Regions from separate parts of the Homo sapiens genome. Here region 2 is linked to region 1. Evidence: chromatin contacts called from ENCODE Hi-C or POLR2A ChIA-PET data. All regions are on one chromosome and are shown on one strand. Each heading gives the region's core, a stretch centred on a gene start or an enhancer-like site at or near the end of the contact. The rest is flanking DNA. Distances are from core to core; before and after follow the strand shown.

Region 1 (3,956 bases), core at 1,318-3,817:
CTTGGAGGGCAGGTCAAAATCCCGGAACAGGCACAGTGTTCAGGCTGATTGACTGTCCCAGGCCAGGGCGGCCTCAACTGCCAGAGCACCTCCTACCTACCTGCTATGGCCCGGGGGGACGACTCACTCCCACAGCGACTGCCCCCCAACAGCAGGGGGCCACCTGACCCTCCCTCTACCACACCCACCCAGAAGGCAGGCGACCGACCACTGGGACCCCTCAGGAGGGCAGGCAGCCCAGGTCCCAGGTCCCAGCAGAACACGGCCGCCAGCCTGGGCTGGGAACCGGCATAGCTCCAGGCAGGTGAGTCAGACCCTGCGTGGTGACAACCCTGGTGAACAGGAGGCTGGGAGGCCTTTATCTAAGCCCACAGATGAGGAGGCCAAGGTCCGCGCCGGGACCTGGGTATGTCCACCCAGAAAACACACCCAGTCCCCAACCTGCCCTAGAGGCGTTCAGCCCAGCGCGGTCAATTCCTGACTGCGAGAACTCAGGCACCAGTCCTGACTCCTCCAAGCCTCGGCTTCCACCCCTGTGAAATGGGAATTCCTGCTCTACCTTTTTTTTTTTTTTAAGGCAGGGCTGTCAGGTACATAAGAGAAAATGGGGGGATGGAGGGGCCTGACCATCTTCAGCAGAATCCAGGAGGGCTCCTCGGAGGCAGTGACCCACAGCCCAGCCTGGAAGGCTGGGGAAGTAGGGGAGAGAACTCGGAGAGGGAACAGCTAATGCTCAGTTCCAGGGCACACCAATAGTCTGCGTGGGGGCTTTTTTTTTTTTGGGACAGTCTCACTCTGTCCCCCAGGCTGGAGGGCAGTGGCGCGATCCTGGCTCACTGCAACCTCTGCCTCCCTGGTTCAAGCAATTCTCCTGCCTTAGCCTCCCAAGCAGCTGGGACAACAGATGTGCACCACTATGCCTGGCTAATTTTTTATATTTTTAGTAGAGGTGGGATTTCACCATATTGGTCAGGCTGCTCTCGAACTCCTGACCTTGTGATATACCTGCCTAGGCCCCCCAAAGTGCTGGGATTACAGGCGTGAGCCACTGCGCCCAGCCTGGGGCTTGTTTCTTTACACACACACACACACACACACAATTTTTTTTTTTTTTTGAGACGGAGTCTCACTCTGTCGCCCAGGCTGGAGTGCAGTGGCACGATCCTGGCTCACTGCAAGCTCTGCCTCCTGAGTTCACACCATTTTCCTGCCTCAGCCTCCTTTGGGAGTAGCCGGGACCACAGGCGTCCACCACCATGCCTGGCTTTTTTTTATTTTTAGTAGAGACAGGGTTTCACCGTGTTAGCCAGGATGGTCTTGATCTCCTGATCTCGTGATCCACCCGCCTTGGCCTCCCAAAGTGCTAGGATTACAGGCGTGAGCCACCACGGCCGGCGCTACACGTATGTATTTTATTTATTTATTTAGAGACAGGGTCTCGCTCTGTTGCCCAGGCTGGAATGCAGTAGTGCCATCACAGTTCACTGCAGCCTCAACCTCCGGGGCTCAAGCAATCCTCCTGCCTCAGCCTCCCAAGTAGCTGGGACCACAGACATGTGTCACCATGCCTGGCTTATTAAAAAAAAATCTTTTTTTCTTTTTTTTGGAGAGTGAGTCTTGCTAGCTTGCTCAGCCTGGAGTACAATGGTGCCATCTTGGCTCACTGCAACCTCCACCTCCCAAGTCCAAGCGATTCTCCTGCCTTGGCCTCCCCAGTAGCTGGTTTTACAGGCGCGTGACACCACGCCCAGCTAATTTTTGTATTTTTGGCAGAGATGGAGTTTCACCATGTTAGACAGGCTGGTCTCGAACTCCGGACCTCAGGTGATCCACTCGCCTTGGCCTCCCAAAGTGCTGGGGTTATAGGGTGAGGAACTGCACCCAGCCGTCCTTGTTTCCACGGAGTCGATCCTCTGTTTCTGGCCACCCTACAAGGAGGCCTTCTCTGCAAGACAGCGGGGAACCTCGGTCCTCGGGGTAGTGTGTGGGAGATAACTGGGGGCCTGTGATACAAAAACCTGAAAAACTCATACTCTAGGTAACGATGAGGAACGATGGTCAATTCTGGGGATGTACCAAGGCCTAGGGGAATCTCCACATAAAGGCGAATCAGAGCTGGGGAGGAAGGACGCGAAGGCTACGGAAACTCGCGAGAGCGCGGTTCAGAGGCAGGGGACTGCGGGACATGACCTGAGGAAGGGCCACCGGAAGCAGCTGGAGGATACGGGGTCTCCCGCACCGACCATAAGGGCGCACACGCGCAGAAAGGCGCTAGGCCCGGGGGAGCGCGGTCCTGAGGCTTCCCCCAGGCCAGCGCCGCGCGCGCGCGCGCACGCGCATTCGCGCCGCCTCCCCGCGTCGCCCACCGGCCCGCCCGAGACGCGCGCGAGGCTGGCCTGGGCCCCCCGTTTTCTCCCCACAAACGGCCGGCGCCCCTCACCGCCGAGACCCCCCATGTCAGCCCCTACTCCCCCTCTGGGGAAGTCTGAGCCTGGAGAACCCGAGACCTCGGGGCCGCGCGCTTACCTGAGGGATCCGGGCGCGAGCGCAGCGCTTCGCCAAGTCTTAGCAACCGGCCCGGCCCAACCCACCTCACCCCGCCTCGTCTCCGCCTGGAGCCGCGGAGCACGACGGGAGCGTAGTTCCAGGGGCGGGATCTTCGCCAGGCCAAGGTGGGGCAAGGACTACAATTGCTAGTAGGCACTGCGCGCCGCCGCCTCGCCCCGCCCCGCTCCGGCACTGCGCTCACATGACCTCCGGGCGGCGGGAGGGGAGGAGAGGCGGGGCCGCTGCGCTGGGCGAGCGCTGAGTTTGCAGGTTCGAATCCCATCAAGCGGCCAGGGAAAACTCGGAACCCGGGGGATCTTTGGAAGGTTAGCAGAGTGGGAAGGATGAGGCAGAGGGGGTATATGACACCCGTCCCCTGAGTCCGGGATGGGGCCAGGTTCCAGTTCTGCCTGTTACTGCACTCCGGCGTGGGCCGCCCTCAGGTTTGAGTTTTCTCACCAGTAACGTAGGTGAAGAAGACCTCTTGCCTCTCCTGGGCCAAACAAGCACATTTTTTTTTTTTTTTTTGAGACGTAGCCTCAGTCTGTCACCCAGGCTGGAGTGCAGTGCTAGGCTCACTGCAACCTCCACCTCCTGGGTTCAAGCGATTTCTGGCTAGTTTTTGTACTTTTAGTAGAGAAGGGGTTTCACCAAAACATGCATATTTTATGAGCAATTTGTTACTCCTTCCAGTTGGACAGGTTTAACCAAGTGGTTCTCAACGGGAGGGAATTTGTCATCCCCTCCCCCAACAGCTTGACAGTGCCTGGCTGTAACCAGCTCAGGCTCCGATGCCAGAGTCTTGACAAACCAGTAAGGAGGAAAAAGTGCAGTGAAAGGAAGGTGACTTCCTTTCAGAGTTCGCAGCAGGGAGGCAGCTGGTTTAGGCCTCCAGAAACCCCTTCAAACTTGAGGCTGGGGTGAGGGGCTAAAAAAGGGGAACTGGGAATGGTGGGTGTGCAGGGGAGGTGCTGATTATAAGCTCTGTGTGTTCATGAATTTTGGTGGCTTAAAAGCGCAGGCTGGCCTCATCCTAATAAGGGCCGGGTTGCAGACCACCTTGAGGAAATCTCTGGGATTTTGCAGGTGGGTCTCCGTGCTTGGCCTGTCTCCAGATTAGCTCTAAAACGTTCTTTCTTTTTTCTTTTTTTTCGAGACAGTCTCGCTCTTGTCACCGAGGCTGGAGTGCAGCAGCACGATCTCAGCTCACCGCAACCTCCACCTCCCAGATTCAAGTGATTCTCCTGCCTCAGCCTCCCGAGTAGCTGGGATTACAGGCACACGCCACCACACCTGGCTAATTTTGTATTTTTAATAGAGATGGGGTTTCTCCATGTTGGTCAGGCTGGTCTCAAACTCCTGACTTCAGGTGATCTGCCCGCCTCGGCCTCCCAAAGTGCTGAGATTAC
Region 2 (3,548 bases), core at 1,049-3,548, 1.2 Mb before region 1:
GCAGATCACGAGGTCAGGAGATCGAGACCATCCTGGCTAACACAGTGAAACTCCGTCTCTACTAAAAATACAAAAAATTAGCCGGGCGTGGTGGTGGGCGCCTGTAGCCCCAGCTACTCGGGAGGCTGAGGCAGGAGAATGGCATAAACCCGGGAGGTGGAGCTTGCAGTGAGCCGAGATGGCACCACTGCACTCCAGCCTGGGCCACACAGTGAGACTCCACCTCAAAAAAAAAATTTTTTTTTAATAAAAATATTAAAACACTGCTTTAAAGATTATTAATCTTGATCACTGAAGGCTATCACCCTTACCTGCCAAGGTAAGGAGCCTGGGGTTCCAAGTCTATTTTACAGATGGGAACACCCAAGGCCCAAATCAATTGCATTCATTCAAGGGAGCAGGCTGCCTAGTGGATGACGATGATGAAGAGACTGTGTTTCGCACCTGCCAAAGGGGGACCTTAATGTCATAGCCTTATTTCAGTAGCCTCTTTGGGACCTGTTCTCTGCGTGGCAGAGAGAGGGATCCTTTAATAACCGCCACCAGGTCCCATCCCTCCTCTTCCCACGGCTCTCCAGGATTCCCACCTCACTCAGAGCAAAAGCCCAAGTCCAGGGCCAGGCGCAGTGGCTCACACCTGTAATCCCTGCACTCTGGGAGGTGGAGGCGGGAGGATCACCTGATGTCAGGATTTCAAGACCAGTCTGGCCAATATGGTGAAACCTGTCTCTACTAAATATACAAAAATTAGCCAGGCGTGGTGATGCGCACCTGTAATCCCAGCTACTCAGGAGGCAGAGGCAGGAGAATCACTTGAATCCGGGTGGCAGAGGCTGCAGTCAGCCAACATCACATCACTGCACTCCAGCCTGGGCAACAGAGTGAGACTCCATCTCAAAAACAAACAAACAGCTGATCACGGTGGCTCACGCCTGTAATCCCAGCACTTTGGGAGGCCGAGGCGGGCAGATCATCTGAGGTCGGGAGTTCAAGACCAGCCTGACCAACATGGAGAAACCCCGTCTCTACTAAAACTCCAAAATTAGCGGGGCGTGGTGGCACGTGCCTGTAATCCAGCTACTCGGGAGGCTGAGGCAGGAATCACTTGAACCCAGGATGCGGTGAGCTGAGATTGTGCCATTGTACTCCAGCCTGGGCAACAAGAGCGAAACTCCATCTCAAAAAACAAACCAACCAACCACCAGGTCCCGTCCCTCCTCCTCCCACAGCCTTCCAGGGCTCCTACCTCACTCAGAGCAAAATCCCAAGTCCTCCCCAAGACCCACAAGTCCTTGCTGGACTGGCCTGCTTCACCAGCTACAGAGTTAGCAGGGCCCAGTGCAAAAGAAAACTCAAAGGCCCCTTGTTCAAAAATGATTAGAAATCTCAAAATGCAGCAGTAAATATTAACCCAAGCACAAGCCCTGCTGTGGGGTGGGGGGGCCCTGGACAAAAGCACGAAGCCCCCGGCCCTGCCTCCCTCCGGCCTTCCTGACCTCCCCCCGGGCACTCTGCTGCCAGGCACAGTCCTGCCCCAGGGCCTTTGCACCTGTTGGTCCTGCCTCTGACTACCTCTGTACCCCATCCCCCTGTTCTCCCTCCTTCTTCAGGTCGCTTTAGGGGTGGAGGAAGCCGTCTCTGATCCTCCCTCCCACCTCTTTAACTTTGCACCTTCCTACCCTGCCATTCTCCCGGCTGGTTTTTCTGCAGAACTGTCCCCACCATCTGACCTGCCAGGAATTCAGCTTGTGAATTTGTCTCTGTCTGTCTCCAGGCACCACCACCAGGGCAGGGACCCACCCCCGCCCCGCCCCACCCCAGGGCCCTGGAGCAGCGGGGCCTGGCACACAGTAGGCGTTCTATAAATGTGTCACAAGAATGGCTTCCCTCAGGAAGGCGGCATTACCGCTGCCTTTCTGCAGAAAAGGAAACTAAGGCTCAGCAAGAACCACCGCCCAGCCAGAGCCAAGGTCACAGAGCACGTCCGTGGCACGCGTCCAGGTCGTGCCACAGCAGGGCCGGCGGCTTCGACGCGGGCAGCCGGGTCCCTTTTCTTTGACAGATGGGGAAACCGAGGCCCGGCCGGCTGCCGGGTAGGAGAGGGTGGCGGGGGCCGCTGCCCGGGGCGGGGGCGGGCCGGGCCCAAGGTCACCGCGGCGGGCGGGCCACGGGGAGGCGGGCCGGCGTGGGGATCCGCAGGCCTCCCCGGGCGCGCGCGTCCCCCCCCTCGGCGGCGCGCACGGGGCACGGGCGGCGGCAGGTGGAGCCGAAGCCTCCGCAGCAGCCGAGCCGCGGCCACTGCCGGCGTCGCCGCCATTAGACAATAGCGGTGGGGCCGGGGAGCGGGGAGGCGGGCGGCGGGGAGGGGCGGGGAGGGGCGCCGGGCGCGCAGGAAGCGGGGCCCGGGGCGCGCCGGGGCCGGGCGCGCGGGGAGGGGGCGCAGGAAGCGGGCGAGGCCGGGCGCGGGAGGCGGCGGCGGCCCCGGGAGCTGCCGATCGGCGCCGGGACAAAGGCGCGGCCGCCCGGCGCCCCCAGCAGCCCGAGCCGGGGCGCACAGCCGGGGCGCAGCCCGCGCCCCCCGCCGCGATTGACATGATGTTTCCACAAAGCAGGCATTCGGTAAGCGGGGCCCGTCCGGCCGGCGCCCCCACCCCGGATCCGGGCCCTACGCCCCCGACCCCCGGCTCCCGGCCCCGCGCCCCCCAACCCCCAGGCCCGGTGCCTCCGGCCCGGCGCCCCCCCCAACTCCCCGGCCCTGTCTTCCCTCTCCAGCTCCCAGCCCGGCGCGACCCCCCTCCCCTCCTGCCGCCGGCCCCCGGACACCCCCCCTCCAGTTCCCGATCCACCCCAGCTTCCGGGCCCCGAGCCCCCCCGCCGCAGCTCCCGGCTTGGCGCCCCCCCCCCCCAACCCGCCGGGACAGTCAGGGCCTCGGACGGCCTTGGCCTCGGGCCTGGGGCGCTCCGGAAGCCCCGCGAGGCACCTCTAGCCCGGGGATCCTTTGGGGGCCTGTGGTGGGGGGGGTGATCCGAGGCGCACCCCTCCCGGAAGAGCGTGTCCCCGAGGAAGGGCGCTGGGAATCTGGGGTTGGGCCCCCCCGGAAGATTTCGAGCACCGAGAGAGAGACCCCTCCCCCAAGAGGACTTTGCAGGGAGGAATCGCTGCCCCCCAACTTGGGGAGGGGGCTCCCTAGGGCGCGTTTCTACCCCCCTCGGATGTGCACTCCCTCCCGGCGCTTTGGAGGGCGGTAGAGGGCGCACCCTGCCCCCCATCTAGGGCGGGCCTTAAAACGCACCCCCACTGCCTGGGGGTGGCGGGGGACGGGGCGGCTCCGGGCGCACCCACCCGCTCGGCTTCCCCCGGGAGAGGCGGGGGGCAGGAAGCGCGGGTGGGGTCGCGCCAGGGGCCGTAAACACGGGCCCAGGAAGTGGGGCAGGAGGGGGGGCGCCGCAGCTGCGCGGCCGCTCCCTCCTAGCCGGCCCTTGAGGGGGGTCCAGCCCACGCCTGGGCCTGACCCGGGCCGCCCCATCCCTACAGGGCTCCTCGCACC

What was found. Hi-C counts contacts between places; a loop is a spot of excess contacts on that map. ChIA-PET counts read pairs that join two places held with the same protein, here RNA polymerase II (POLR2A). Pooled maps may share reads with other maps.
Region 2: a loop to region 1 is called in a pooled map, with 4 times the contacts of the local background. The contact joins the promoter of TLE5 here to the promoter of ADAT3 in region 1. A Hi-C loop is called at or near these places in 1 of 50 pooled maps. POLR2A ChIA-PET finds 5 or more read pairs at or near these places in 2 of 52 experiments (WTC11 and activated T-cell).

The regions. Positions count from the first base shown.
Region 1 is chr19:1,904,010-1,907,965 of GRCh38, reverse strand. It overlaps ADAT3 (adenosine deaminase tRNA specific 3), which reads right to left and starts at 2,567. Exons shown (of 2, transcript NM_138422.4): 1 at 2,527-2,567. It overlaps SCAMP4 (secretory carrier membrane protein 4), which reads right to left and starts at 2,567. Exons shown (of 7, transcript NM_079834.4): 1 at 2,527-2,567. RefSeq lists enhancers at 2,064-2,153, 3,174-3,233, 3,514-3,573 and silencers at 2,314-2,463, 2,514-2,843.
Region 2 is chr19:3,061,245-3,064,792 of GRCh38, reverse strand. TLE5 (TLE family member 5, transcriptional modulator) reads left to right here and starts at 2,298. Exons shown (of 7, transcript NM_001130.6): 1 at 2,298-2,619; 2 at 3,536-3,548. The coding sequence starts at 2,593. RefSeq lists silencers at 2,083-2,292, 3,215-3,484.